2 separate regions of the Homo sapiens genome follow, and region 1 is linked to region 2. Evidence: read pairs that join two places in POLR2A ChIA-PET (ENCODE). Cell type or tissue: Caco-2. All regions are shown on one strand. Each heading gives the region's core, and the rest is flanking DNA. Links, peaks and the distances in the headings are about the cores only.

Evidence for each region. Peaks named below come from ENCODE experiments on the same cell type or tissue, not always from the same donor. Only the 100,000 strongest peaks of a DNase experiment are listed, where the experiment ranks them.
Region 1: POLR2A ChIA-PET joins it to region 2 with 10 read pairs; 2 of 35 experiments call an interaction of 5 or more read pairs at or near these places.

What each region holds. Positions count from the first base shown.
Region 1 is chr13:45,031,035-45,047,006 of GRCh38, reverse strand. It overlaps LOC105370188 (a long non-coding RNA gene), which reads left to right. Exons shown (of 3, transcript XR_941935.2): 2 at 266-414; 3 at 542-841. It also overlaps a transcript of GPALPP1 not described here. Among named protein-coding and RNA genes, the nearest start is that of GPALPP1, 49 kb to the right of the region's middle. In Caco-2, for the core only: no CTCF peak of the experiment used is centred there; DNase peaks (open chromatin) are centred at 10,339 and 10,606.
Region 2 is chr13:45,401,336-45,417,307 of GRCh38, reverse strand. It overlaps SLC25A30 (solute carrier family 25 member 30), which reads left to right. Exons shown (of 10, transcript NM_001010875.4): 2 at 5,828-5,946; 3 at 8,234-8,381; 4 at 11,331-11,425; 5 at 12,896-12,981; 6 at 14,938-15,033. The coding sequence starts at 5,883. Among named protein-coding and RNA genes, the nearest start is that of SLC25A30-AS1, 8.8 kb to the left of the region's middle. RefSeq lists a silencer at 4,320-4,614. In Caco-2, for the core only: no CTCF peak of the experiment used is centred there; a DNase peak (open chromatin) is centred at 2,787.

The DNA of each region.
Region 1 (15,972 bases), core at 9,066-11,565, 380 kb after region 2:
TTTAGTAGAGTCGGGGTTTCACCGTGTTAGCCAGGATGGTCTCGATCTCCTAACCTCGTGATCTGCCGGCCTCGGCCTCCCAAAGTGCTAGGATTACAGGCATGAGCCACCGCGCCCGGCGCTAGAGAACATTTTTGAGCTGGGTCTTCAAGGATTCTGTCCCTCAAGGTTGAAAGATGAAATAATGCAATGTTTTATCAGTAGGGGGACTTTGTCATCAAAATAAACCAGAGAATAACATGTAGTAATTCCTGTCTTCATTTAGGTTCATATGCTTGCTACCTTCCAAACAGCTCTTCAGGCAGAAGCAGGTACACAGACAGTGCTGGCGGAAAAACCTGAGAAGCAGCTATCAGTATTAGACCACATACGAAAGCCTCTTCGGGACATTTGCAAGCATCCAGAGCAGAGATGGTAGGCACCTCCTTGCAGGAACAGGCTCTTCACTGGGCAGGGGGAGGGAGGGAAGGGGTGTGAGGAGGGTGGCAGAAATGAATGACTTTAAGTAGGTGAGTAATGTCATCAAATTTGAATTTTACAGATTTGTTTCTATGGCATTACGTTCTTAACCAAGTTCCAGAATGACTCTCCGGCCCTGGATTGGGCGACTTTGTTGTCTGTGCTTCTGATTCATAGAAAGAGGGAATATTAGGGGAAGAGGTTGGAATATGACAGCTATACTTACTGGTTTCTTGTGCCTTCTCCCAGAGATATTCTTTGCTTCTATAGGCAGATTTTGATTTAAAGCAAATATTGAATTATCCTTTGGTCCTGCTGTGTGTGTTTGAAGTGCTCGCGGATCATCCAAGTGGAGAGAGCACCGAGTAGGCCCTCCTTACTTTTTTTTTTGGTAACACATGATTCTACACTTCAGTATTCTTATTATATCTTGGAGATGGATATATAGAACTGACTCATTCTTTTAAATAGCAGTGTAGAATAGAGGTAGAATGGAGGTAACAATGTATTTAACCAGGCCTCTTTTAATGGGCTTTAAAAGGCCACACCACCGGGTGTGGTGGCTCACGCCTGTAATCCTAGCACTTTGGGAGGCCAAGATGGGCAGATCACGAGGTCAGGAGTTCAAGACCAGCCTGGCCAATGTGGTAAAACCCCGCCTCTACTAAAAATACAAAAATTAGCTGGGCGCAGTGGTGCGTGCCTGTAGTCCCAGCTACTCAGGAGGCTGAGACAGGAGAATTGCTTGAACCTGGGAGGCAGAGGTTGTGGTGAGCCCAGATCGCGCCACTGTAGGGAGACAGAGCGAGACTCCATCTAAAAAAGAAAAAAAACAAAAAAGCCACACTAATTTATATTTGACTGTCAATGCATGAGAGAGCCAATTTCCCACTACCTGCTTTTGTGAATCGTGTTCAGATTCTTTGCCCATTTATCTATTAGCTTGCTGGTTCTTTTTTATTTTCTTATTTTTATCAGCTGTTTAAATGCTAAGAACTTAGGCTTTTGTCTGTGATGTGAGTTGCAAATATTCATGTCTTTTGATTATGCTTTCTATGCAGAATTTTTCTTTAATATATACCAATTTATCAATGTTTTATTTTTAAATTTATTTTTATTTTTATTTTTTGAGACGGAGTTTTGCTCTTGTTGCCCAGGCTGGAATGCAATAGTGTGATCTTGGCTCACTGCAACCTCTGCCTCCTGGGTTCAAGCGATTCTCCTGCCTCAGCCTCCTGAGTAGCTGGGATTACAGGCATGCGCCACCATGCCCTGCTAGTTTTGTATTTTTAGTAAAGACGGGGTTTCTCCATGTTGGTCAGGCTGGTCTCGAACTCCTGACCTCAGGTTATCCACCTACCTGGGTCTCCCAAAGTGCTGGGATTACAGGCACGAGCCACCCTGCCTCGCGAGCCACCCTGCCCGGCCTATCAATGTTTTATTTTAGGGCTTCTGGATGTTATGTTATTCTTAGAAAGTTCTTGCCAATTTCAACATTACCGAAAAGACTTTTATTTTGTATCATATATATGTGATACAGTTGCAGTGGCTCCGCCTGTAAACCCAGCAGTTTGGGAGGCCAATGCAGGTGGATCACTTGAGGTCAGGAGTTCAAGACCAGCCTGGGCAACATGGTGAAACTCTGTCTCTACTAAAAATACAAACATTAGCCAGGTGTGGTGGCGTGCGCCTGTAATTCCAACTACTGGGGAGGCGGAAGCAGGAGAATTGCTTAAACCTGGGAGGCGGAGGTTGCAGTGAGTTGATGTGGCGCCACTGCACTCCAGCCTGGGAAACAGAGCGAGACTCTGCCCCAGGGGAAAGAAAGGTTTAATCTATCTGGAGTTTATTTTGATTTACAGAGATCTAATGTATTTTTTTCCCCCACATGTCTACCCAGTAGTCTCAACACCATTTATTGAGTAATCTATTTTTTTCCCACTGATTTGAAATGCTATCTTTATATATATGTCTGTTTCAGAATTTTCTATGGCAGATGAGTTTTTTGTTTGTTTGTTTGTTTGTTTTTGGGTGGAGTTTCGCTCTTTTTGCCCACACTAGAGTGCAATGGCGTGATCTTGGCTCACTGCAACCTCCACCTCCTGGATTCAAGTGATTCTCGTGCCTCAGCCTCCTGAATAGCTGCGATACAGGCGCCCACCACCACACCTGGCTAATTTTGTATTTTTAGTAGAGATGGTGTTTCACCATGTTGGTCAGGCTGGTGTTGAACTCCTGACCTTAGGTGATCCGCTCGCCTCTGCCTCCCAAAGTACCGGGATTACAGGCATGAGCCACTGTGCCTGGCCAGCAGATGAGCTTTAAGTCCATCTAACCTTGTCTTTGAAGGAAGGTTCAATGTTCCTGTTCTTTTGTTTTTGAATGTGGGAAAGCCTTGAGCATGTTTGTATGTGGAGGGAGAAAAGCAAGTGGTCAGGGAGAGGTGCAGAGGAGACCCAGATGGGACCGTGAAGGGAAGATGGGTTATGACAATTAGTGAGAGATCCAAAGAGCTGACAGCTGTGCCTACCTCAGCAAGGGAGGAGGTAGGAGCTCTGCATTTTTCCAGGAGTTTTTGGTATAATGTGAGGTAGCATCCCTTCCAGCTCACAAAGCCCTCTCTCCCAGTTTGTCAGTCCCCTCCTGGGCTGTCTTCTTCACTACCTGCTCTGGAATTTGTGTTAATCACTTCAGTGTTCCTAATGGGCATTCTACTCTCTTAAGTTCCCAGCCTGGATCAATGCTGCAATTCACCTTGGCACAGTTGTGCTGACAGACATGTCACACTACGGTTTCTAACCCAGGCCAGGAACTTTAGCTCTGTCATCTGCTTGTCTTTGTTTTGGTCCCTCTCACTTGGGCTGCAGTGTTTATTCCAAATCTTTAAGCACCCCGTGTCCCCCCAATTCCTTACTGTCAGCAAATGACCTGTCTTACCTGGGTAGAATGCAGGCTCTCCGCCTGGTGTCTGTGGTTGGGATTCAGCAGGTTGAGAAACTGAAATTATATGTTAAAATTTGGGTAATGTTCTTTTTTTTTGAGACAGGATCTTGCTCTGTTGTCCAGGCTGGAGTGCAGTAGCGTGATCTTGGCTCACTGCAGCCTCTGCTTCTGGGTCTCAAGTGATCCTTTCACCTCAGCTTCCCAAGTACCTGGGACCACAGGCATGCGCCACCACCCTCAGGCAGTTTTATTTTATTTTATTTTTTTGTACAGATGAGGTCTCACTATATTGCCCAGGCTGGTCTCGAACTCCCAGGCTCAAGTGATCCTCCTGTCTTGGCCTCCCAAAGTGCTGGGATTATAGGCGTGAGCCATGGCTCCCGGCCTAATGTGCCTTTTTGAGAGAAAAACATTGGTAGTTTTCATCAGATTGTCAACATCCTGAAAGGTTAAAAACCTCTACTCCAACAAATTGAATATGCCAGGTCTGATCTCCCTTAACTTTCTGGCCCTCTACTTCCAAGCTTATCACTGCCCATAACCATCTTTATCTGCTCTTCTCTGGGTTTGGAGGAGGTTGGGCCCCTCTCCCTGTTTATTCTGGGCCAACCCACTATACATCATCCTGTAACTCTAGCCTTCCCGTTGGATCTGTTTTCTCTCTTAGTTACTCCAGCTCTCCCCTTCCATTGCTTCTTCTTTTCAAACTGGCTTCTCTCACTCCTGAATGTACACATAACAACAGCAGCAACAACACCCACAGGCCACTTTGTATTCCTCTCTCGTTCTGTCTGTTTTCAGCTCATCTCTAGCCATTCCTAGTGCCTCTCCTCTGTGACCTCAATCAGTGTCCTGCGCATATCTCTGTTCTCTGCTCACCACATTGCATAATTAGAGCTATTTCTGTGTCTCTGTCTCTCCCATTGGACTGTGAAGCTGAGGACCATGTCTTTTATATTTATCTCCAGACCAGTCTCACACATTGTGGAAGCTCGATAAATATTTGTAGACAAGAACTACTCATCAATTCAGTTGTTCTCTAGAACTTCTTTTCTTACCATGTTTTTTCTTGAGGTATCAAAACTAGAATAAGAAACAGGTTTTTGTTTTTGTTTTTTGAGACAGAGTCCTGTTCTGTCGCCCAGGCTGGAATGCAATGACACGATCTCAGCTCACTGCAACCTCTGCCTCCTGGGTTCAAGTGATTCTCATGCCTCAGCCTCCTAAGTAGCTGGGATTACAGGCGTGAGCCACCATGCCCAGCTAATTTTGTGTTTTAGTAGAGATGAGGGTTTCACCATGTTGGCTACACTGGTCTCAAACTCCTGACCTCAGGCGATCCACCAGCCTTGGCCTCCCAAGGTGCTGGGATTACAGGTGTGAGCCACTGCATCCAGCCAAGAAACAGTTTTCTAGATAGATCCACCATAGGTTTGTCCAAGTGTAGCACTTTTTTTTTTCTTTTGTATTTCTTTTCTCTCTTCTATTATCCAATATTCTACTAGCTTTTTTTTTGGCTATAGCTACACCCCCCCCGCTTTTTTTTGCATTATTACTGAGAACTCAAAACTCACACTCTAATAGGTATAATTTGTATTATTAAATGCCTAAATTAATGTCATTATTGCTCACACTGAAGTTCAACTGCTTACTAGGCAGTATAAACAAAGCTCATTTAGGGATATTTACCTATGTAAGAAAAAAAATACCTTCCCTTTTTTTTTTTTGAGACAGAGTCTTGCTCTGTCACCCAGGCTGGAGTGCAGTGGCATGATCTTGGCTCACTGCAACCTCCGCCTCCTGGGTTCAAGTGATCCTCCTGCCTCATCTGCCCAAGTAGCTGGGACTACAGGGATGTGTCACCATGTTTGGCTAATTTTTGTATTTTTGGTAGAGATGGGGTTTTGCCATCTTGGCCAGGCTGGTCTTGGACTCCTGACCTCAAGTGATCCCCCTGCCTCTGTCTCCCAAAGTGCTGGGATTACAGGTGGGAGCCACCACGCCTGCCCTTCTATTCTCTTTAGAATAATACATTTACAAGTTATCTAATGGCCATGTATGGGAGGCCAGCAGGATTATAGCATCACATTTGATTGCTAATTATAAACAACCATTTATTAAATACCTACCTCTCTACAATGCTTTAACAATTCCTTTTCGAACTACTCTATGTCAGGCTTTTTACTGATTGTAGTTTCTTTCTTCCTCTTTATGTTTTTACCTACCCAGAATACATTATCTTCTTTTGGTAACAATACCTCCAGTTTCCTTTAGGGAAACATTGTGGTACACAGAGGCTAGAGAACTGCAGAACAAGCTGAGGAATCCAGTGGCCTACCAGTGCCCTCAACCAATGATAATGGTTAGCTGGGAGCAGCTAACTCTAGACCCCTTGAGCTTGAAGTGACGGTGAATCTGGTTTTGACTTTGGCTAACCTCTCTCCAAGCCTCCTGTCATTGGACATCTCATATCCAAGAGACACGATTAATTGGCAGAGTTAAGCAGGCTTCCTTGCTATTGATTGGGTTGGAGCTGGTAATCCTTCATATTTTTTTCATTTCCCTTTCTTTTTTTTTTTAGATGGAAAGGCTAAATAAATCATTTTGAATTGTACTGTGATTTATAAATTGCAGCAGAATGTGGTGAATAAACTGTGACAGCTCATTTCTCATCTACCTTGTTTGTGCTAAATGTACTTCTTGATGTCAGAGGATGTGATGGAAGCAAATCAGGAGGGAGGAGCAGGCATTTTAGAAACAACGCCATCTTACTGGGTGGCACCCACCCTGGCTGAGTCATCTCTGAAGCATGTCGATGTGTGCATGTGCCCCATCCCCTCTGCACATGAAAATTCATAACCATGAGACAGGACTAGCAGATATCTAATGAAAAGGGGGTTCACAATGGCCAGATGCTAACATTGGTAAACCTGAGATGAATGGACAGGTTAGGTGGGTGAGACCGCAGTTTGGTAAACACAATGTTGGTATTCTCATTAGAAAACTGGTGGGAATCAAAGGTGAGACGGAGCCATAGCATCAGATGTTTTTGCCTTTATAGTATGTGTAATCTTTGTTTCCAATGATAACATTTCCACTTTCTTTTAGGGAACTACCCTGCCAAGTTTTTGTTCTAGGTGGTTTAGATAGAGTTTAACCCACCCTTTGGCTCCATGGGTAGAGACAGGAACTAGCCTGGGCTATTGGGTGTTTTATCTCCTGTCCATGTGATTGATTTAGGGTGAACAAGTGACCAAAGATGAGCCAATCAGCATCAGTTCTTGGACTTTGGCAGGAAAGAGCAGCTTTCTTTTCACTGGTTGGTTAAACTGGCAGAACGTCACTTTAGACATGCTGCTATCAAGCTTGTCACTGTCTAGGAAGCCCACCTGAGGATGAAATTCACACAAAGGAAGGCAGGCTGAGGAAGAGAGACAGAATCCTGTGACACATTTTGGGCACCCAGATCCAGTTGTGCCTAAAGCCAGGGCTACAGTCTGGACTTTTCATTACATGAGTGAATAAATCTTTATCTTCTTTTTTCTTTTTTTTTGCTTCCTTTTTTTCCTTTTAACTTGTTTTTGTTTTTTATTATTTTTATTTAAAAAAAAATCTTTTATTTTTAATTAGTTTCTTGAGAAGGGGTCTCACTCTTGTCGCCCAGGCTGGAGTCCAGTAGCGTCAACATGGCTCACTGCAGCCTCAACTTCCCGTCTCAGTCTCCCAAGTAGCTGAGATTACAGGCTCACACCACCATGTCCAGCTAATTTTTGTTTGTTTTTGTTTTTTTTTTTTTTGAGATGGAGTCTCACTCAGTTGCCCAGGCTGGAGTGCAGTGGCCCAATCTTGGCTCACTGCAACCTCCGCCTCCCCGGTTCAAGTGATTCTCCTGCTCAGCCTCCCAAGTAGCTGGGACTACAGGCACCTGCTACCACGCCCGGCTAATTTTTTGTATTTTTAGTGGAGACAGGGTTTGACCGTGTTAGCCAGGATGGTCTCAATCTCCTGACCTCGTGATCTGCCCACCTCGGCCTCCCAAAGTGTTGGGATTACAGGCGTGAGCCACCGCACCCGGTCCCTAGCTAATTTTTAAAAATTTTTTGTACAGACGTGGTCTCCTATGTTGCTAAGGCTGGTCTTGAACTTCTGGCCTCAAGCAGTCCTCCTGCCTTGGCCTCCCAAAGTGCCGGAATTACAGGTGTGAGCCACTGTGCCTGGCCACATGAGTGAATAAACTATCTTTTTTTGATTAAGCCAATTTGAGTTGAGTTGCTATCACTTACTGCAAAGAGTCCCAATACAGGAATCTTCTGAGGTTGTAAGAAATAAGTGAGCCTGTTTACCAGAGTTGTCTGAGTGCATCTAATAGCCAGGGGGCTACAATAACGACACCATCATTTATTGCTGGATTTTGTGCTAATTATTTAAATATGTCATCTCATGTAATCCTGGTAACATCTTGTGAGTTATTATTGCCCATTTAAGAGACAAATAAATTACAGCTGAAATAGGTTAAGAACCTTTCTCAGGTTTACAAAGCTAGTGTTTACATAGGAATTGACTGCAGGCTGCTGTCTCCAAAGTTTATACCATGGTTAACTGGCATGGTATAACTTCCGTATGTTAGTCAGGGCTTAGTTGCAAACAAAGTAGTATACTCTGATTAGTTTAAGCTGACCAGAAGTTATATAAGCAGGAATATATCCACCCACACTGCAATGCTCCTCTAGAGAAACCCCAGTCTCACAGCCACAGCAGTTGACACCACTGATGCTTGGGACTGGGTGCCAGACATGCCGCCTCTGCTGCTGTTGAAGATCAGTCCGTGTCCACTAATATGCCCATCAGAAGACGATTCTGGGAATGCCAACTTCTTCCCTTATCTCTTGGAATACCAACTGCACGTGGGTGCATCTGATTGGCAGAGGCCAGGCCACATACTTGTGCTCTAGCAGCAAGGGAGCCTAGGAAAATGAGTTTTGCCTTCTATCTTTTGAATCAAGAGGCTCAGTGGCCACAATCTGACAACCATCCAACATCTTTGATTCTAGAAATCTTAATCTTGATTCTATTAATGTTAGACTCTAAACTGTGGTTTGACTGCAAACATTTTAAGCTTTAAGAACCTCTAGAAATGTCATGTTCAGACCAAACCAAGTTGGATTCTCATACTTCAGGGTACACAGAATCACCTGGGCAGCTTGCCCAAAATAGACGGCCCAACCATCTATTGGGCCCAACCCCAAACCTATAGATGGAATCAAAACTTCTGATTGGCTGGGCATGGTGGCTCACACCTGTAATTCCAGCACTTTGGGAGGCTGAGGTGGGCAGATCACTTAAGACCAGGAGTTTGAGACTAGCCTGGCAAACATGGTGAAAACCCCGTCTTTACTCACAGACAATAGCCTGGTGTGGTGGTGCATGCCTGTAGTCCCAGCTACTCAGGAGGCTGAGGCAGGAGAATCGCTTGAGCCTGGGAGGCAGAAGTTGCAGTGAGCCAAGATGTGTACCACTGCACTCCAGTCTGGGCAACAGAATGAGACTCTGTCTCCAAAAAAACAAAACAAAACAAAATCCTCTGGAAGGTTAGGGCATCTATGTTTGTAATAAGCTCCCAGGGGATTCTGATTCACATCAAAGTTGGAAAGACATCGATTTTGCTGACTAAATTGGTCATCATTTTTGTTCAACTATCACCTTCCATTCACCTAAGCCTAGATATTACTCAGTTCTGGTAAATACTCAATAAAGATGCAGCCCCACTGTGTGTTCACATAAGCTCACTGGAAAGACTATAAATGTGATTTTAAAAAGCTCTTTATGATTTGCTGGTAGAAAGAAATATTCTGAAACCATCTTTTCATGTCATTTTCTTAGAGGCAACACAGTATAATGGATTGATTAGCATCTTACAAACTGACAGGTTAAAAGATAGTTTTAAATCTTTATTGATAAACTGTCATTTGACTGCAAGCATTTTAAACTTTAAGAATCTCTGTTTTCAAATATGACAATTTTATTAAGCAATATACAAGGCTGTTAGGGAAAAACACTAATTTAAATTCAGTTAAAATGAATACTAAAGAATAAGCACAATTTCTAGATTTATTTGCTGGTCAATATTAAGTTAATTATGTCTGTACCTGTTATAAAAATTAGCAATCTTAGGCTGATGATAAATTGCTTTTGTTAAGTGTGTAGTGTGAATTAGGTATTATAGTATTATTTATCCTTAGGTTAGCAAAATGTGTTGCTTTCAGCCATTACCTAAAAAGACAAAAATCATCATATTATATACATAAGCAACTTCATTTGTTGTTTTGTACCTAGTGATAAAAAAGGAACAAGTTTATTTTCATCTCAGAGCTCTGATTGTATGAAGATAAAACTAGGACTAAATACTTTATCATATAGCCTGTTTGGCCAACATTACCCCATCATAAAGAAAACAAATGGAAGTGCTTTAAAGGGCAGGACAGCGGTAAGTAATCAGAGATATGAAAATGAACTTTGAAATACTTTTCAATATTCTTGAATAGGTTCTCGAAATTTGTCTAGATCTCAAAACAATGATGCACCCTTGTAGCTTTTATTGTCTTTCCTACCTAGTTCTGCAGAATTTTATTGCTTTCTTTTTTTCTCTTTTAGAGATGGGGTCTCTCTGTCTCCCTGGCTGGAGTGCAGTGGCATGTTCATAGCTCACTGCAGCCTTGAACTCTTGGGCTCAAGTGATCCTCCTGCCTTAGCTTCCTGAGTAGCTGGGACTACAGATGCATGCCATGCCACCATGCCCAGATAATTTTTAATTTTTATTTTTTTGTAGAGACAGGGTCATGCCACGTTGCCCAGGTTGGTCTTGAACTCCTGGCCCTCAAGTGATCCTCCTGTCTTGGCCTCTTGAAGTGCTGGGATTACAGATGTGAGGCATTGTGCCTGGCCTTTTGTTTCTTTTTAACATTCTTTTACCTACTGTTATCTTTTCTTTGTCAGCAAATACAGAAACTGGTATCTAAAAGTAAACTCAGTTGCTTCTGAAGTTAATACCTTAGCTGCCAAAGCACAGTTATCTAAGACCTCAAAGTAACATTAACTGGTTAATTCCCCCAAGGAAAATAGTCATAAGGTAGAGACCATCCTTTGCAGATCATCTATAGCCCACCAGTGCTCCCTTTTTGTGCTCCCTGCCTTTTCAATGTTCTGCATTCCTGAGGCATTCAGTCTTAAATGGCCCCAAGTCAGCCAGGGACAAGGAACTACAATCTGACTATTCCTCTTAGGGACTTATCTATTTTAAAAGGTGCTGAAGAGAGGGCAAAGTGCAATGAAACTGAATTATCAATGGCAGTAGAATCTTGATCACTGTAGCAACTGGCTGGTAGATGTTTGAAGGGTGAATGCTTTTAGGCATTCACTCAAGAGAAGTGACAATCCATTCTTCAAGAGGCAAGTATTGCTGGTGCTGGTGTTTGTTGCTATGCAAAGTAAAGTGATTATGTATTTAGGAATATATAATAGGAAAACAGAACATATAACAAAGGAGAGGGGATTGTTTATAGGAACACATGTAAGTGCGGTGGTTATTATTTTTTTAAATTTCTTTTTAGAGTCAGGGTTTCACCATGTTGGCCAGGGTAGCCTTGAACTCCTGGCCTCAAGCAATCCTCCCACCTTGGCCCTCCAAAGTGCTGAGATTACAGGTGTGAGCTACCTTGTCTGCCCATAAATGCAGTGGTTCTTAAACTTGAATTTACAAAGAATGGCCTGGGATAATTGTTAAAAGTGAAGATGCTCTGATTCTAACCCCAAAGATTCCTATTCAATAGGTTTGGGCCTGGAGATCTGCATTTAAATGAACTCCTAGGTGATTCTGATAGAAATAGTTTAAGGATTACAAATTAAGAGACAGACTGATCTACTGTATTTTTCAGTCCCTAAGTAAAAACATTCTGCTATGTCCAGAATTCTAGAGACTTGACTAATAATTGTTGAATTCATCTGGTGCTATTCAGTTCTTAAAAAGAATGTAAATAACCCTCAATAATTAGGCCCAGGAGGAAACAAGTAATTTACAACAACTTCTTAAAAAAACAGCTATTCTTAAATATTTATGGTTTTGATGATAAAGTATAGGCTCAATGTTCAGATCAATGTATTAATGTTCTGATAACTAATGACAGTTATTAGTGGAGTTACATACAGGGTGTTTGCAGAGCAAGGGCCTAAGAGTGAATTCAGACACATTTGGGCAATTCTGGAAGGCCAGCAGAGTAGACCTTTGGTGTAAGAACCATCTGGCCAACTCCAATGTCATGTTTATAACTTGGTTAAGAAGTATTCTCCATTGGAGGCCGGGGGCGGTGGCTCACGCCTGTAATCCCAGCACTTTGGGAGGCCAAGGCGGATGGATCAACAGGTCAGGAGATCGAGACCATCCTGGCTAACACGGTGAAACCCCGTCTCTACTAATAATACAAAAAATTAGCCGGGCGTGGTGGTGGGCGCCTGTAGTCCCAGCTACTGGGGAGGCTGAGGCAGGAGAATGGCGTGAACCCGAGAGGCGGAGCTTGCAGTGAGCCGAGATGGCGCCACTGCACTCCAGCCTGAGAGACAGAGCCAGACTCCGTCTCAAAAAAAAAAAAAAAAAAAAAGACCAGCCTGGCCAACATGGCGAAACCCTGTCTCTACTAAAAATACAGAAATCAGCCGGGTGTGGTGGCGGGTGCCTGTAATCCCAGCTATCAGGAGGCTGAGGCAGGAGAATCACTTGAACCTGGAAGGCGGAGGGTGCAGTGAGCCGAGATTGCGCCATTACACTCCAGTCTGGGCGACAGAGGGAGACTCTGTCTCAAAAAAAAAAAATAAAAAAAAAAAAAAAGAAATAAAAATAAAAAAGTATTCTCCATTAGGAAGCTTCCTTTCACCTCCCAGGACTGGGTTAGATGTTCCTATATAGGCTTCATAGTATCAGTAGACACTATGAAGACCCAACCCTGAACCATCATATTTCTCACAATATACCCGCCATACTGGAGCAGTTCCTCAAACACCAAAGAACTAAAGCTTCAGGGCATTTGCATATGTGATCAGTCACTTTTCACACTGCTAGCTTTTCATTTTTTTAGGTTTCAGCTTAAATGACACATCTTCAGAGACTTCTTATCACTCTAACTAGATAGAATTCCCATCCTCAACTACTTGTTCTAGTCTTTCACTACCGTGTTTTCTTTCTAACACCTATCAACAATGTGCAATTACTTGATCTTTTTTACTCAGATCTTTTTCTGCTCTCCCACTAGAATATAAAATCACAAATCAAGGAATCTGCTTTACTTATCTGTGAATACCCTATAAGGGACCAGCACAGAATCTTCTCCCAGGGAGGAAGACTATGCCTGCCTGGTTCACCATTGTGTTCTTAGCACCTAGCATACACTGAGGCATTTAATAAATGTTTATTGAATAAATGAACAAACATATAAGTTCCTCCAGAAATACTTATTATAGGGAAATGATCTGAGAAAGCAAAGGCTCTCTTTTTGACCCTACATGTTCAGATTCCTATCATTCAATGCTTAGCTTTGATGTTGCAAAGCATCTCTTTTGGTCACTTTCAATTTGGGAGTTAGAGAGACCAAACCAAACCAAACCAAAGAAACTCATACTCAAACAATCCAGAAAAAACCTACCCACTGTTACAGGTCCTGTGATATGAAGAACAATGGAATCTTGGTTATAACCCAGTGTCACAGTGCTCTCAAGAACATTTCCAGTTTGTCTGTCTTGTGTTTCTAAATAAACAGATAATATCTGTATAGTTATATTAGATAATGAAAACCTGGCAAGCGAGTTGGAGTTAAAGTTGTTGTTGTTTTTTACAATAGCCTACAATGATCTGGTTGGCCGGAATAAACCTTTACAGAATATTCTCTTTACCAATACTGCCTGCTTCAGAAAAGCTAATAATGTTAAAACAAAAATAAATACTACAACTTCTCAGATATAGATAAAACTTTATTTATACATAAAAAATTACACTTTAGGAATTCTGTTCCTAAAAGCATTCTCTTAGTAAAGCTCAAAATGAAAAGGTTGAAAGGGGCAGTGAACAGCTTTTTAACTGTGTACATACTGCAGTCACAAGCAATTTTTTAAGCTGCAAAAATCATCTAAGTAGCATGAGCTTTTGAAACTGCAGACTTAAATCTCATGATGGCATCAAAAGCCAAAGCGAAATAAATCAATATTCTGAAATAGAAGACTTGGCTGTCGATGTTAATTGGGTGCTATCTCCAACCACTTTCCATCATGTTACTTCTTCCTCTTAGGTGTAACTCAAGAAATAACTTTTTTCTAATAATACCTATCACTGCATGGAAAAAATGAAAAGAGAAGTGATAAGGGCCTCCTATTAGTAGTTTAATATTAACATTATCTACCCTCAATAAGAAACAAAAAATGTCATAATGTTTTAGGATAAAATTACTTATACAATAACCATTGATCTATTCTGAAGCATGTAAGCCTTGGTACCATGCAAATCTCAACCTCACTTTTTTTTTTTTTTGGAGATGGAGTCTCGCTCTGTCGCCCAGGCTGGAGTGCAGTGGCGCGATCTTGGCTCACTGCAACCTCCGCCTCCTGGGTTCAAGCAATTCTTCTGCCTCAGCCTCCCGAGTAGCTGGGACTACAGGCGCACACCGCCATGCCCAGCTAATTTTTTGTATTTTAGTAGAGACAGGGTTTCACCATGTTGCCCAGGCTGGGTCTCAAACTCCTGAGCTCAGGCAATCCGCCTGCCTTGGCCTCCCAAAGTGCTAGAATTACAGGCGTGAGCCACCGCACCTGGCCAATCTCAACCTCACTTCTAAATAAATCGTTAATACAAAGAATCATTCAGGCCAGGCGCGGTGGCTCACGCCTGTAATCCCAGCACTTTGGGAGGCTGAGGTGGGCGGATCACCTGAGGTCAGGAGTTCGAGACCAGCCTGACTAACATGGTGAAACCCCGTCTCTACTAAAAATACAAAAATTAGCTGGGCACGGTGGTGGGCGCCTGTAGTCCCAGCTACTTGGGAGGCTGAGGCAGAAGAATCGCTTGAACTCGGGAGGTGGAGGTTGCAGTGAGCCGAGATCACGCCACTGCACTCCAGCCTGGGCAGCAAGAGTGAGACTCCATCTCAATAACAAAAAACAAAACAAAGAATCATTCAAGGTTAAGATGATAAATTAAATGTCAAGTGGTTGCTACATCTAAACAAGATCTACATCTAAACAAGGTTGCTAGCATCTAAAAACTCTTAGATCAGGGCTTTTCTCTTTTTTCTTTTTCTTTTTTTTTAGAGCAAGACTTAATTTACCATGTTGTGCCTAATACAAAAAGGATTTCATTTATCTGGTAAGGCAGTCTTAGTAGGGGTGTAGCCACCATCTCTCGTGTTTTGTTCACCCCTTACTTCCCCACTTGCTAAACCCAATAACCCCACCGTTTACTTACCAGTAATGTGGTTACTATTTGAAGCATCTAAATCTATTGGAGATGACAATTTAGAGAGCTGGACAAAAATCATATAATTTCAAGTATAACAAACTTAAATGGCATATTCAATGGTAAGAACATTAAAAGTATCTGCTCCATTATATTAACTTAGTGTTGCTCTTTTTTTCTTCTTCATTTTTAAATTTCAAAAGAGGCCACATTCCTATGACACTTGGCCAAGAAATGTAGGAAATTAAAAAGTCCTTATTAAAATGTCTCCTGCCAGATGGAAAGGAGACTTGATTCAATTAGGCCTTTTGCATCTTTGGAAGTGGGGAGGGGATGAAATAAAGACACCTTTCCGTCCTGTGCAATAACTACTTTGTCCTTTTGTTGTCAATATTCTTGTATTGGGATTAGTCTCTCTGTGGGGCAAAACAACCTCTGAAACTGGCCTTACATTTTGTTAAAATTATCCTCAGGTTGGCACAAAAGAGCATTATCTCCAAGGCCAGTAAGGTAGTAACTCCTGGAAGCAATAGGCGGAAAGCAGAGGTTTCTCTCCTTCATGCCAAGGTCATGGTCACTCCAAAGGTGAGGGATGAAACAGTAAATATATAATACAGAAATATCCCTATTCTCTTTAAATGAGGAAAACAAAGAAAAGTAAGTATCCAAAGATAACAATTTTACTTTAAAAAATGCAAATTTCTCAAAAATATATGTTAAGAATTTACATAAGGAAGAGGAGCTACAAAATACTTTTTTCCTTTCATTGGGAAAAAATTATAACAAAATTAAATTAATGCAATGGAGACACTCTTGTACAAAATTTTGTGTTCAGAAAATACTGCTCATTAAAAATGACATTTTTAGTCAAAAGGTAGCTCTGTTCAATTTTGAGTACACAAGAAGCTTTTTCAATTTGCTTAGGAGAAAAATTCATCTATTTATTTACTTATTTATTTAGAGATGGAGTTTCACTCTTGTTGCCCAGGCTGGAATGCAATGGTGTGATCTTGGCTCACTGCAACCTCCGCCTCCTAGGTTCAAGCAATTATCCTGCTTCAGCCTCCTGAGTAGCTGGGATT
Region 2 (15,972 bases), core at 1,684-4,183:
TGGGAGCGGTGGCTCAGGCCTGTAATCCCAGCACTTTGGGAGGCCGAGGCGGGCGGATCACCTGAGGTCAGGAGTTCGAGACCAGCCTGGCCAACATGGAGAAACTCCGTCTCTACTAAAAATACAAAATTAGCCGGGCGTGGTGACGGATGTCTAATTCTAGCTACTCGGGAGGTTGAGACAGGAGAATCGCTTGAATCCAGGAGACGGAGGTTGCAGTGAGCCGAGATCATGCTATTGTACTCCAGCCTGGGCAATAAGAACAAAACTCCGCCTCTAAATAAATAAATAAGAGAAACTTGGAAAGCGTTCAAAAGTACGAACAGCTAGTATTATATTTAATTACCTCCCTTTACAGCTGTACACATGAGGTCAGGTGGGTGAAAATAAATACTAAGCAACCATGTAAGAGAAAATGTAGACAGGATGTGTAACTTAGCATATATCCTAAGTGTAGGGAGAATCCTTTGAAATTCTTAATTTGTATAGACAATTTCATTCAGAAAACTTGTTTTTAACCTTTATTTATTATTTGGGACAGGGTCTTGCTCTGTCACCCAGGCTGCTAGAGTGCAGTGTCATGGTCTTAGCTCACTGCAGCCTTGAAGTCCTGGGCTTATGTGCCCCTTCCACCTCAGCCTGCGGAGTAGCTGGGACTAGAGTCGCGTACCACCATACCTAGATAATGTTTTGGATTTTTTTAGTATAGGTGGTCGTCTCATTCTGTTGCCCAGGCTGGTCTTGAACCCCTGGCCTCAAGCTATTCTCCAGCCTCAGCCTCCCAAGTAGCTGGGATTACAGGTATGTGTGACTAGCCCAGCTAACATTTTTGTTGTTGTTTTTTTACTTTGTATTTTTCACTTTTTTTTGTATTTATTTATATATTTATTTATTTATTTGAGATGGAGTTTTGCTTTTGTTGCCCAGGCCGGGGTGCAGTGGTGCGGTCTCAGCTTACTGCAACCTCCGCTTCCCAGGTTCAGGCAGTTCTCTTGCCTCAGCCTCCCGAATAGCTAGAATTACAGGCGCCCACCACTATGCCTGGCTAATTTTTGTATTTTTAATAGAGACAGGATTTCACCGTGTTGGCCAGGCTGGTCTCGAACTCCTGACGTCAGGTGATCCACCCGCCTCGGCCTCCCAAAGTGCTAGGATTACAGGCATGAGCCACCGTGCCCGGCCTGTTTTGTTTTTAACTTTAAAAAATTTGGACCGGGCGCCGTGGTTCATGCCTATAATCCCAGCACTTTGGGAGTCGGAGGCAGGCAGATCACAAGGTCAGGAGTTCGAGACCAGCCTAACCAACATGGTGAAACCCCATCTCTACCAAAAATACAAAAATTAGCTGGACGTGGTGGCACGTGCCTGTAATCCCAGTTACTCAGGAGGATGAGGCAGGAGAATTGCTTGAACCTGGGAGGCAGAGGTTGCAGTGAGCTGAGATAGCACCACCGCACTCCAGCCTGGGTGAAAGAGCGAGACTCAGTCTCAAAAAAAAAAAAAAAAAAAAATTATTCAGCCAGGCACCAACAGCTTTCTTTCTTTTTTTTTTTTTTGTGATGGAGTCTCGCTCTGTCACCCAGGCCACAGTGCAGTGGCGCCATCTTGGCTCACTGCAACCTCTGCCTCCCGGGTTCAAAGCTATTCTCCTGCCTCAGCGTCCCGAGTAACTGGGATTACAGGCATCTGCCACCATGCCCAGCTAATTTTTGTATTTTTAGTAGAGACCGGGTTTCACCATGTTGGCCTGGCTGGTCTCGAACTCCTGACCTCAAGTGATCCACCCTCCTCCACCTTCCAAAGTGTTGGGATTACAGGCTTGAGCCACCACACCCGGCCAACAGCTAACATTTTTAAAAATAAAATTTTTTATTTCCTCTGCTGGAAAATTCTATATTTATTCTGAATGTATAGAATTCCCTGCCCTGCCCCCCACCAATATTTTTTTAACAGCCCTTGGAAGATAGTGTCTGCAAAGTACTATCTAGAGGAAGGGTCATGTGATCCTTCAGAGAAACCTTAGTTTGAATATTTGGTAGCTTTGACCAGGGAAAGTTACTTTTCTTCTCTGAGGCTGTTTGCTTAGTTGTGAGATGTGGATAATGATACCTCTTTCATAGGACTGTGAAGAAAATGTATAGCAATGCCTAACAGCAGGTATTCAGGGATGACTGCTAGTGTTAGTATTATGTTCATAACGCAGCAAGGAGAAGTAAGGAATTACTGGGTTTTAGCATGGCTTAGAGAACATGGCTGTAAGAGGACTGTCAAATCAGAAGTGATCTACAGCCACTGCCCGACACTGGAATTTCTGCAAAGTTGTAATTCCTTCCCCGAGATGCTGCCCAGACACTATTGACTGCTAAGGACACATTAATCTCTCTAACTGTCTTGGCTTGTCAGCCTTGGGACTTCTGTAGATCCAGTTGGGATTTTTCCAAACAACTGTGTTTGGAATTCAAGGAAGTGTTTCACGAGACTTCCCTTCAGAAAGAGCTCCAAAACAAAGAAATGGGTTAGTTTACTGAACAGAGATTTCAGCCTAAGATACTTATAGCCCTGTCACAGCTTGCTGTGGCCAGTACAGCTTAGTGGACATCTACTTACTTATTCCAGTCCTAACTAGAACCGTTTTCGTGTGTGTGTGTGTGTGTGTGTGTGTGTGTGTGTGTATGTGTGTGTGTGTGTTTGAGACAAAGTTTCGCTTTTGTTGCCCAGGCTGGAATGCAGTGTCAAGATCTTGGCTCACTGCAACTTCCGCCTCCCGGTTTCAAGCGATTCTTCTGCCTCCGCCTCCTGAGTAGCTGGAATTACAGGCACCCGCCACCATGCCTGGCTGAGTTTTGTATTTTTAGCAGAGACTGGGTTTTGCCATGTTGGCCAGGTGGTCTTGAACTCCTGACCTCAGGTGATCCGCCCACCTCGGCCTCCCAAAGTGCTGGGATTACTGACATGAGCCACTGCGCCCGCCCCCTTTTCCTTATTTGGATGTTTGCCCATGTACTGCGGCTCTCTAGTTCATATTTAAGCCAAATTATTCTTTTACTCAGCAAACATTAACTTGATAAGTTCCAGTAATATTAACTGCTTAGGGATCTAGTCCTACCTTTTGGAAAGGAAGAGAAAGGCCAAAAAGTTGTTTTTACCTCCTGACTAGCTAACTTTTAAAAATCGTAATTGAATAGAAGTACTTGCTTATAGGATGCTGATCCAGGAGTGGACACTAATTTGTAGAAAAGTTTTATTGGTGGTACTTCTGAATGAATGGGCATGTGATTCATCCCATGTGATTGAAAACTATGAAGAAGCAATTCCATCACATTTTTAGCTCTAGTTAAGTATTTGCATATTAGTATTAACCCAGAGCCTCTGGATTTTAACCTAACCAACTGAAAACTTAATATCAAAACCGACAGAGGAAAAAGTAGCCAAATCTCATTAAAACTTAACTAGCTGGCCAGGCACGGTGGCTCAGGCCTATAATCCCAGCACTTTGGGAGGCCAAGGCAGGTGGATTACCTGAGGTCAGGAGTTCAAGACCAGCCTGGCCAACATGGCGAAATCCTGTCTCTATTAAAATACAAAATTAGCTGGGTATGGTGGCCCATGCCTGTGATCCCAGCTACTTGGGAGGCTGAGGCAGGGGAATCACTTGAACCTGGGAGGTGGAGGTTGCAGTGAGCTGAGATTGAGCCATTGCATTCCAGCCTGGGGGACAAGAGTGGGACTTTGTCTCAAAAAAAAAAAAAAAAGAGATGGAGTCTGACTCTGTTGGCTAGGCTGGTCTTGAACTCCTAGGCTCAAGCCATCCTTTCAGGAACTACAGATGCGTGCCACTACACCTGGCTTTGTTTTGCTTTTTAATCTGCAATCAGCTAGGTCTAAGAATGGGTTAAGGAAGTTAGTACTGGGTGGTAAATGAATTATTGGATTTATTATTAATAGGTTCTTACAGTCTCTTACAATCTTAACTATTATATGAGTTATGAATTTAATAAGGCTAAGAATTACTTAAGTGCAGTTATTAAATATTTTCAAAGATAATAGGGAGATGAGAGGAGTCTTTTGGGAGAGGGCTTGCTCCTTAGTACTGAAATACCTAAAAACATACAGTGGTTTTCATGTTTCATTCTTACAGAACCTTCTATTTTACTCATTTGTAACTGCTATGAATTTGGTTAATATCCATAAACAAGGAATAATGATTAATAGATTTATTCAAGGTGCCCGATGGGGGGTCCTAGTGTTGGAAACTGATATTCTGGGCAGTGGTGACTTGTGGTAGTCCTCTCCTGGGAAAAGGAGACTTGGGAAATTCCTAAACACAGGCAAAGTAAACATGTTGGCATATTGCTTGCCAATAATGACTGAAAAGTTAGAAATTTTATTTTAAACCAACAGTAGCTATAGTTGATAGTATATATACAAAAGTATTAGTCATATGAGTCTCCTGTTAAGGGGTGTGAGGCCACATTTACCAGCTCTAATTACATACAACTGCAGAACATGTCATGAATGTGAAAGGCCTTAGCTGTGGCACATAAGTACATGTCACAGTGAGCAAGGTCTTATTATGGAAAAGGAAGATGGAGGGCAATATTTGTGAGTGTCTTTAAAATATATATGGCTTAATGCCCACAATAGGCCTACAGCTTGACATTTATTTAACTTAGTGAATAAAAGTATGGATGTCCCCCTAATTGGTTGTGTTGCCTGCTGTGGTGATGATGGTGTTGGCGAAGAAGAAAACCGAGACTCAGGTTAGCAGGAACTTCTCTAGGAAGGGTGTGGGGTGGCTCTGACCCCAGAGTCAGCCTCTTTCCTCATGCCAAACTGCCTCACAGCTGGTAACGTAATAAGGCTAAGAGAAGTGAGCCGATATTTATAGAATGTAGACTACAAGTAGCCTGTGGTGGCTGGGCATAGTGGCTCTCACCTCTTTTCCCAGCACTTTGGGAGGCTAGGGCTGGAAGATTACTTGAGTCCAGGAGTTAGAGACCAGTCTACAAAAAATAAAACAATTAGGCTGGCATGGTGGTGTGTGCCTGTGGTCCCAGGTAGTTGGGAAGCTGAGGTGGGAGGATCACATGAGCCCAGGAGGTTGAGGCTACGGTGAGCCATGTTTGTGCCACTACGCTCTAGTCTTTGTGACAGGGTGAGACCCTGTCTTAAAAAAAAAACAAAAAAAGAAGTAGCTTGTAATTTTAAGTAATTGTCATTTTACCTTATGACACAAGTTTGCAACATTTGTCTGCTGCAGTGCACCTGAGGGATGTGATCCCCACCCCACCCCCCCACCCCCAGTAAGGACTCACTAAGATAGCAGTGAACGAATAGCAAATACTTTTTTTTTTTTTTTTTTGACACAGGGTGTTACTGTGTTGCCCAGGCTGGTCTTGAAATCCTGGGTTGAAACAATTCTCCTACCTTGGCCTCTCAAAATGCTGGGATTACAGGCGTGAGCCATCATGGCTGCTGCAAATACTTATTGCATGAAGAATAGATTTAAGATAAAATAGACTTCCCAGAGAACAGCTTCCGCTGCACTACACTGAATACATACACGCATACCAAGGTATCAAAGTAGCTGATTACTTCTTGAGGTCACAGTAAAAATTAAGATCACTGATAAAGTAAGATTGGAAATTGTTGATTTGAGGTTGAGGAAATAGGGGTGCTTTGCTTTATTAAGGGGAGGCTCCCCTTGGGAATTGCTGCAGGGGTTTTGGTGATAGCACTCTCCAAATAAAACCTAGGGGAAGAGTTTGGAGAAGAAACTGCCTGTGTGAGAAGTTACAGCTTGATAATATCTTATTGTTGTGTCCAGGAAAAACAGCACTGGAGGCAATGTTTCTATAAATCAAAGAAGAGACAGTGTGAGAATGTCAGCCCTCAACTGGAAGCCGTTTGTGTACGGGGGGCTGGCCTCCATCACTGCTGAGTGCGGTAAGGACCTGAGGGTGGTGGATCACGTAGCCTGCTGTATGTGATGGTGTTTGATGTGAATGTAGTTCAAGTGTAGAATGTGAGATGATGAAATGTTTGTCTCAGAATTCAAAATGTCTGTTAGCTGGGTGTGGTGGCTCACGCCTATAATCTCAGCACTTTAGTAGGCTGAGGAAGGGGAATCTCTTGAGTCCAGGAGTTCGACACCAGCCTGGGCAACAGAGTGAAACCTCACCTCTATTAAAAAAAAAAAAATTAGCCAGGTGTGGTGGCACAGGCCTGTAGTCCCCGCTACTCGGGAGGCAGAGGTGGGAGGATTGCTTGAGTCCAGGAGGTCGAGGCTGCAGTGAGCCATGTGTGAACCACTGCACTCTCCAGCCTGGGTGACAGAGTGAGACCCAGTCTCAAAAAAAAGAAAGTTTTCTTTTGGTAATGCTTTTTAAGACAAAATAGTCATTTTGGCTGCTATTAGCAGTTTAGGGTTCGAAGTTTAGTGGAGAGAAAGTTGATCCTATTGACCAAACACAAGTTTTTTAAAATTTTTTGTTTTGAGACAGGGTCTGGTTCTGTTGCTGAGGCTGGAGTGCAGTCGTCTGATCTCGGCTCACTCCAGCCTCCGCCTCCCGTGCTCAAGCGGTCCTCCCACCCGGGTCTCCCAAGTAGGTGAGACTACAGATGTGCACCACCATGCCCGGCTAATTCTTGTATTTTTATTAGAGATGGAGTTTTGCCATGTTGCCCAGGCTGGTCTCGACTCCCAAGCTCAAGAGATCCACTTGCCTCGGCCTCCCAGAGTGCTGGGATTATAGGTGAGACTACAGATGTGCACGACCACGCCCGGCTAATTCTTATATTTTTATTAGAGATGGAGTTTTGCCATGTTGCCCAGGCTGGTCTCGACTCCCAAGCTCAAGAGATCCACCTCCCTTGGCCTCCCAAAGTACTGGGATTATTACCATGCTCAGCCTCAAACACAAGTTTTATGAATCATTTTTGGATTGTGTCTGTCCGTTTTCCTTGTCCTTTCCCCCAGCTTTGCCACTGTTAACCTGTTTGGCTGTAAAGAGGTTTGAGAAGCTCAAGGGTGTTCCCTGAGCCAGATGAGATGGACTGTAGTTATCTAGTCACTTTCTGATGATGCACATTATCCAGTTCCCATTTGTGACTTCCTCATCGGTTGGGTTCCACATCAGATCCTGTTTGTTTATTCTCTGGAGTCATTCATTCAGCAAACACTGATTGAGCAGCTGTTGAATGCCCTGTGCTGGGTTGGGGACACATCATTGCTTCCAGGGCTCAGTCACTGCTGTCCAAGGATAGAATACTGCCCCTGTGGGACTGGGGAGAATTGAGGCCAAGGTGGGTAAGCTGGATGAGCCGTGGTAACCACCCACTCACCAGCTTAGGCTCTCTGTGCTGGTGGGCTTTCCCATTGACACAGTGAATCAAGGTTACTGTCTGAGGATGGGTTTTATATATTTGGGTGGACTATTTGTTAGGTACAGTATTTAACATATTTATCTGCATTATCAGATTTATTTTATTTTATTTTGGAGACAGAGTCTCACTCTGTCACCCTGTCTGGAGTATGGTGACGTGATCTCGGCTCACTGCAACCTCTGCCTCCTGGGTTCAAGCAATTCTCCTGCCTCAGCCTCCTGAGTAGCTGGGGTTACAGGTGCCTGCCACCACGCCCAGCTAATTTTTGTATTTTTAGTAGAGACGGGGTTTCACCATGTTGGCCAGGTTGGTTTGGAACTCCTAACCTCAGGTGATCCGCCCACCTCAGCCTCCCAAAGTGCTGGGATTACAGGCATGAGCCACTGTGCCTAGCCAGATTAATTTTAGACTATAAAACACTCTCCCAAGTGGAAAACCACTTTAGAAAATGAACTTTTTTTACCTCTTTGTTCACATTCAACCCCATTTTAACCTTCATTTATATACAGAATAGTAACTTATGTTTTTCAATGGATTTCCTGTTTAGGTAAATCATACCACGTATTTGCTTTCTACAACAATGCAGCCTACCCAAATCCTGTGTAGAATAAGATGAGGTATAAATAAAAAGATAAAGAAAGGAAAATATATCTATGCATTTTTTGGGTTTTATTAATCTTTTGATTCCTCAATTTTTAAAAATATAAACAAGATTGCAAAGTGCCATTTCTTAATCACTTTCTTAGTTTATATTGTAGTCTGAATGTTTCCTCAGTAATATATCACTACGTATCCTTTATTTAGTGGAATTTCTTTTTATTAAGTGAATTTCTTTTTAAATTTTAAGGTACATTTCCAATTGATTTAACCAAGACACGGCTCCAGATTCAAGGCCAGACGAATGATGCAAAATTTAAGGAAATTAGATACCGAGGAATGTTGCACGCATTAGTGAGGATAGGCAGAGAAGAAGGGCTGAAAGCACTCTACTCGGGGTGAGTAGGCCTTCATGCATTTCTGTGTCACTGTTCACTGTTTCACATGGGTATAGACTTCAGACCAAGACTGCACAGATCACAAGTAAAAAGTTTGAGGTGTGTTTGAAAAGAACAAATAGCATGACAGATTTTTCACTTTTAATTTCAACTCTAATTTCTAAGTATATATATTATGCAGCAGATGTTTTGGTGAAACTGTTTTACTATATTCAAGTACAGACAGACAACAATAAAAAATTATGTTTGTTTAAAAACATTCTGTTCGGTTTTTCATGCTTTGAAAATAGCTCTTTTTCTTAGATATTCTGAATTAAGGAGGTTTTTGCCATAATGAAAATTATATGATGTTGATAAGAGTTGCAGTGAACTACTTTCCAGTCTTTCAGTATTTAATGAACAGTATTCTGTAGGCACTGGATAGTGAGTGAGACCTATATCAGAATACCTGCAGGAACAGAACGTGGACAGCCTCATGTCACGCTAAGCATCTTGATTTTCTCCAGTACACCACAGCACAAACTGGTGACCCACAGCCCTGCCATGGATCCACCAATCCCCAGAGGTTTTTGTTTTTTTAATTGAGCCAATATTTTAAAAATGAGAAATTGCACATAAAAATCTGGGACTCCATCTTCTTGAGAGAAATCAACATTAGGCCCACATTCATTCAGTTATGACAGTAGTAGCTGGGGTGAAGGATACTGTCTCTGGTTTACAAAACCTCTGTCACTCACATAGTATATGTGTGTGCAGTTCGACCCAGCCTGGATCATTCACTCATGGCATCTGCTTTCTTGGTACCTGTCAGCATTTGAGTTTGCTATATCTATGGCAGACAGAAGCCACTGAAAGTGTTTAAGTAGGAGGATGGACCTGATCAGCTTTACATTGTAAACATCACCTGCCTGCCATGGAGAGAAAGAATTAAGAGACAGGGAGCACTAGAAGCAGGGCTGTCATGTAGGAAGACTAGATGAGGATCTGAATTGGTTTTGGGGATGAGGAAAAAGAAGACAGGCTAGAAAACTATTTAGGGTGTAGGACTGATAGCACTACGTGACCTAATATGAGGTTTCCATACATGAAGCGGGTAGAAGGGAAGGAGGAGCCAAGACTAATGTCTCAATTGGTGGTTTTTGCCAGTGTGTAGCTGGAGCTTCCATGTCCTGGTTTAGGAAACACAAGAGGAGAGATGACTGTTTGGAGAAGGAAGAGAAGTAGTTCAGTGTGGGACCCTATCTGAAGGTATACACAGGACATCTAAATGGAGAATCTTGGAAGATTGGAAATGTGTCTTTGGATCCATGTTGGAAGCATGGATTTGGAGTCATCAGTCTTTTATTTTATTTTTCATTTATTTATTTTGAGACAGGGTCTTGCTTTGTCACCCAGGCTGGAGTGCAGTGGCACAAAATGGCTTACAGCAGCCTCTACCTCCCAGGCTCAAGTGATCCTCTCATTGCAGCCCCCTACATAGCTGGAACTATAGGCACAACAAGCCACTGCACCTAGCTGCACACACACAAACACACACACACAATTTTTTTTTTTAGATGGCGTTTCACTCGGTTGCCCAGGCTCACTGCAACCTCTGCCTCCCAGGTTCAAGCAATTCTCCTGCCTCAGCCTCCCGAGTAGCTGGGATTACAGGCACCAGCTATGACAACCGGCCAGTTTTTTGTATTTTTAGTAGAGACGGGGTTTTACCATGTTGTCTAGGCTGGTCTTAAACTCCTGACCTCAAGTGATCCACCCGTCTCGGCCTCCCAAAGTGCTGGGATTACAGGTGTGAGCCACCGTGTCTGGCGCTACTTTTATATTTTTTATAGAGATGGGGTTTTGCCATGTTGTCCAGGCTGGTCTCAAACTCCTGAGGTGCAGTGATCTGCCTGCCCTGGCTTCCCAAAGTGCTGGGATTACAGGCATGAGCCACCGTGCCTGGCCAGCCTTTAGATGGCAGTTGAAGCCTTGGGAGTAGGTGAGCTCACACAGGGAACATGTACAGTAAGGAGAGAAGAAGCATAGGATAGATTTCTGGGGAACCCCAGCAGACACAGGTAGGATGCTGTAGAGAAAAGAAAAGAAGTCAGAGGGGGTGATGCTACAGCAGAACAGGGAGGAGACAGCTACAAGTAGGACAAAGGGTAAACAGTGGCACACACTGCAAAGAGCTTATACAAGATCCTACTTGAAAAGCCTCATTTAACTTAGCAACAAAGATGTCAGTTGGTCACCTTGAAGAGGGGAGTTTTGAGGGTGAGGGCAGCAGAAACCCTGATTGCAATTCAAGAAGGAAGTGGGGAAATGCAGAAAGACACCCGGGGAGTGTCCATGCCACAACGTGGTTGTGGTTTGGAGAGGATAATAGGACAGGCATATCGGATGGAGGAAAGTAGGCTTGTTTTTCCTGATTCTGTCTTGAACTTCTTCACTTACATTTTCATTGAGAATAAATATGAGGGGCTAGGCTTTCACTTAGTGAGCTAATAATTTGCACATCTGGACCCACCTGTGTTTTTGTTGGATTTTGAATTTTACGAAATCGTTTTAGAGGCCGGGTGCAGTGGCTCATGCCTGTAATCCCAGCACTTTGGGAGGCCGAGGCCTGAGGTCAGGAGTTCAAGACCAGCCTGACCAACATGGCGAAACCCCGTCTCTACTAAAAATACAAAAATTAGCCAGGTGTGGTGGCGGGTGCCCGTATTCCCAGCTACTCGGGAGGCTGAGGCAGAAGAATCGCTTGAACCCGGGAGGCAGAGGTTGCAGTGAGCTGAGATCAAGCCATTGCACTCCAGCCTGGGTGACAGAGCGAAACTCCGTCTCAAAAAAAAAAAATTGTTTTAGAGAATGTAGTTTGATTATGGATGGCACTCTGCATGTGGGTTGCCTAGCCGATGTTAAGTGATTTTTAGATTGCTTTTGTCCCTTTGTACATTGGTTTAACAGGATTGCCCCCGCGATGTTACGCCAGGCATCCTATGGCACCATCAAGATAGGCACTTACCAGAGCTTGAAGCGACTATTCATTGAACGCCCAGAAGGTGAGTGGGGAATCTGTTTTCCACTGTGGACAGGAGGTTGGTTGTCTGTCTTTTTATTCAAGTGGTTTTGGAGCAGGTTTTCTTCAGCTTATTTGTGACTTTCCTACTGCTACAAGAACTCTGGGTGTAAAGTCTTAGTTAATTGTGCTGAAAGCAAGTTGGTTATCAACTCAATTGAGGGGAGAAATAATGAAAAGGAACCATCTCTGCAAACATTTTAATTAGTTGTCCCCATCTCCAAAATGCCTAGACCAGGGGATGTGTTGTTACTATTCCATCCAACTTAAAATTTGCTAAAATCATATGAATTGTCATCTATTTTTCAGGAAAACAGTGAATACATTTCTTAATATTAACAACACTGAATGCTAATACTCTGGCTTTTTGGTTCTGTGGCTTTGTTTTGATCCATAGAACTGTCCATCTTCATCTCTTTTCACAATGGGATGAGTACCAGACACTATTATGTAAGAGTGGTGAACAAGAGCTAAGATGCTTTGGAAATACTTCAGGATATTTCAAACTAAATACATACGATGTGCTTTAAAAACTTTCTGTGCCAAATAAGTCGTCATGTTATCTCATAGGAATTATTGTCCTAACAGATATAGCTCATCTTAATTATGATGGTCTGAATTTATACATAAATGTGAACTGGGGCTGGGTGCGGTGGCGCGTGCCTGTAATCCCAGTGCTTTGGGGAGGCTGAGGCGGGCAGATCACTTGAGCCCAGAAGCTCCAGACCAGCCTCGGCAACATGGTGAAACACCATCTCTACAAAAAATACAAAATATTAGCCAGGCGTGGAGGTGCACGCCTATAGTCCCAGCTACTGGGGAGGCTGAGATGGGAGGATCACCTGAGTCCAGGAGGTCGAGGCTGCAGTGAGCTGTGATTGTGCCACTGCACTCCAGCCTAGGTAACAGAGTGAGACCCTATCTCAAGAGAAAAAAAATAAAATCACATTTAGATATCAATAAATTTTGCAAAGCAAAATTCCTTCATTAGTGAAATTTCTAATCCTTTTAAAATTACTTGATTCATGAAACATACTTTTATTTTTTTGAGATGGCGTCTTGGTCTGTTGCCCAGGCTGGAGTACAGTGGCGTGGTCTTGGTTCACTGCAACCTGCACCTTCTGTGTTCAAGTGATTCTCCTGCCTCAGCCTCCAAGTAGCTGGGATTACAGGCAGCTGCCACCATGTCCAGCTAATTTTTGTATTTTTAGTAGAGACGGGGTTTCACCATGTTGGCCAGGCTGGTCTCAAACTCCTGACCTCAAGTGATCTCCCCACCTTGGTATCCCAAAGTGCTGGGATTACAGATGTGAGCTACCATGCCCGGCCTGAAGCATATGTTTTTACATCTTAAGGTGAACAAGTAATGTGTAAATAAGTTAGACCTATAGTTGAGTTTCTCACGGGAAGAACTCTAAATATGTAGAGTCAAATAATGTGTCATTGTTTACAGATGAAACTCTACCGATAAATGTGATATGTGGAATTCTGTCTGGAGTCATATCTTCAACCATTGCTAATCCAACTGATGTTTTGAAAGTAAGCTGTGCTATCTATATCTTATAGGCACATTCCACATTTTCTTATTGAGAACAACATTCGGGTAATGGAATCTGTGAATGTAACATCTGTGTATATGTGAATCTGTTTATAATTTAAGTGCCATGAAGACTAACTTTTAAAGGTCCATGAGGTGGGTTTTCCACTTATACAGATGAGCTCAAAAGCAGAGCTCATTTTGGAGACAAAGATTTCGGTGATTGAGGAGAAAAAATTATTTAGGCTTGGACTGCATTTCATTTTCGTTTTTCACGGAAAATGTTCCTTGTTTTATTGGTTCATTAAATATAGATGGACTGCAAGTTTTGCACAGATCTAGGCTGCTCATTAATGACTATTTTTGAATCCATCTTTTTTTTTTTTTTTTTTGAGATGGAGTCTCACTCTGTCGCCCAGGCTGGAGTGCAGTGGCACGATGTCAACTCACTGCAACCTCCACCCTGCTGGGTTCAAGCGATTCTCCTGCCTTAGCCTCCTGAGTAGCTGGGATTACAGGCACCTGCCACCGTGCCTAGCTAATTTTTGTATTTTTAGTAGAGATGGGGTTTCACCATCTTGGCCAGGCTGGTCTTGAACTCCTGACCTCATGATCCACCCGCCTTGGCCTCCCAAAGTGCTGGGATTACAGGTGTGAGCCACCGTGCCTGGCCTGCATCTTCTTTGTTAAATTTTATTTCAGGAAATACAGATGAAAAAATTTAATTACTACAATTAGATTACATAACACATTAGGAGACCTTATTGAAAATACTAGGGATAGAGCATCTTTAAATCCTTTTTTGGAAGCAACTAATTAAATAAAATAAAAATTAGGAATGACTTACTTTTTGAACCCCACAGAGTATTCCTTTCCTACTTCCCCTCTTTTCTTTTTCTGCCCCACTATTTAACTAGTATTCTATGCTTCTATCTTGTACCAGTTGGTATACGCCATGGTTAGAATCCAAATATGAGTAAGACAAGGACCCTGCCCTCAGAGAGCCTTCAATCTAATAGGGGATTCTGACAAGCATTACAGCCATCTGCAGTATTCTGGGTACACTACAGTTATATATGCATTGTAGCAAAGGGACCTCGTGGGTAAGGAAGAAATACAAGGTACCTTTGCCATAAGTTTACCAGTGTTGGGGTAAGAGAGCTAGAGAAAAATATTCGTACTCTCATTAATTTCTTAATTATATCTTAGGCCTTATGGGAAGGCAGTTCCTGTATCTTGGTTTATTTTCCCACGTTCGTGTGGCAATAACAGTTCTTTTAGAAGTTAGTGGTAACGTATTTGCTCCCTAAACAAAAATAAGGTACACATTTTGTAGTAAAAAATCTTTCTTCATTCTTAAAAATGCAAAGAGCTACATCAAACATTCTTTTTATGTTGGAATCTTGGTCATGTGGATTCCACTAATTAAAGTGTAACAGAGTGTAACAGGTATCATGTGGCTGTCACTTGGCTAGCTCGCCTGCATACCTTTTGGTTCAGCTGGCTGGAGACTGTAGTGGCTTGGAGCAGCTAATTTAAGAACTATGCTTGCCTGTGCTTCGTGCTGCCAGGTACACTGGATAACTCATTAATTAGATTAAACCTTTGAAATTAACTTTTCTCTCACCTATATAGTAGTAGGGAAGTATGCTGTTTTCTATCCTAGAAAGACTTTTTTCACAAAAATCAGTTTCTCCTTTTGACATTTAATGAACTGCTGTACGTAGGACTCTGGACTCTCTTAGATGCTTTTTGGAGATCTCAGAGTTCCTAAGAATAAATTTTTATACGTTTTAGTCATTTTAAGGTAGCATCATAGCAGTATTTATATGACAGTTTTTTCCTTGCTAATGGTTATTAAGCAACTGACTGACGGACTGACTGTCAGAGGTATACATTGGTTGTGGGTGGGATTGTGGTAGTTTCTTTCTGATGTTGGTCTTTAAAATAATCTCTAGATTCGGATGCAAGCGCAAAGCAACACCATTCAAGGAGGAATGATAGGCAACTTCATGAACATTTACCAGCAAGAGGGGACAAGAGGACTGTGGAAGGTAAGCCAGAAGGATGGATCGAACTGATTTATTTAGTTCTTTTTTCCTTTTTTGAATTTACTTGTTCTATCACTTAATTTTAATCCAAGTGTCGTAATGGAGTAAGGGAAGAGGAGTGGCATCTTCTGCCCATGAAAATATCTTTCTTTATTTCCCTATCTATAAAATGGGAATATAAGGAATATGTCATGATTTTTTTTTTTTTTTTTTTTTTTGAGATGGAGTCTTGCCCTGTTGCTCAGGCTGGAGTGCAATGGCACGATCTTGGCTCACTGCAACCTCCACCTCCTGAGTTCAAGTGATTCTCCTGCCTCAGCCTCCTGAGTAACTGGGATTACAGGCGTGCGCCACCACACCCCGCTAATTTTTGTATTTTTAGTAGAGATGGGGTTTCACCATGTTGGTCAGGCTGGTCTCGAACTCCTGACCTCAGGTGATCTGCCTGCCTCGGCCTCCCAAAGTGCCGGGATTACAGTTGTGAGGCATTGCGCCTGGCCTATGTCATGATTTTTAAAGTTGCTTTTGAATAATTTATGTATAAGATATTGTGTGAAGGATAAGCACTTTTTTTGTTGTTGTTTGGTCTTTTGCTCTTTTTTTTTTTTTAAATTCTTATGGAGAAGGATTTTAGGTTACAGTTCCATTGGGTGTTTTGATCCATACAATTTCATGGCTTGTAACTGAAGTCTGTGTTATTAGGCAAGCATGTGGTGTAGAGTGTTATTTCCTAGTATTCTAATGACTTGTCAGTTCATAGAATAGCCCCTAAAGATCATCCAGTGTGATCTCTCAGTTCATAGAAGGAAACTGGAGGCTCTGAGAGGTGACTTGTCCTGGCCAAAGTCTGGCCCAAGGTCATATAGTTAATGCCAGCATCAGAATTAGACTTCAGAGTTTTTGAGTTCTTGCTCTGTGATCTTTTCCGCTCTGTCACTCTAC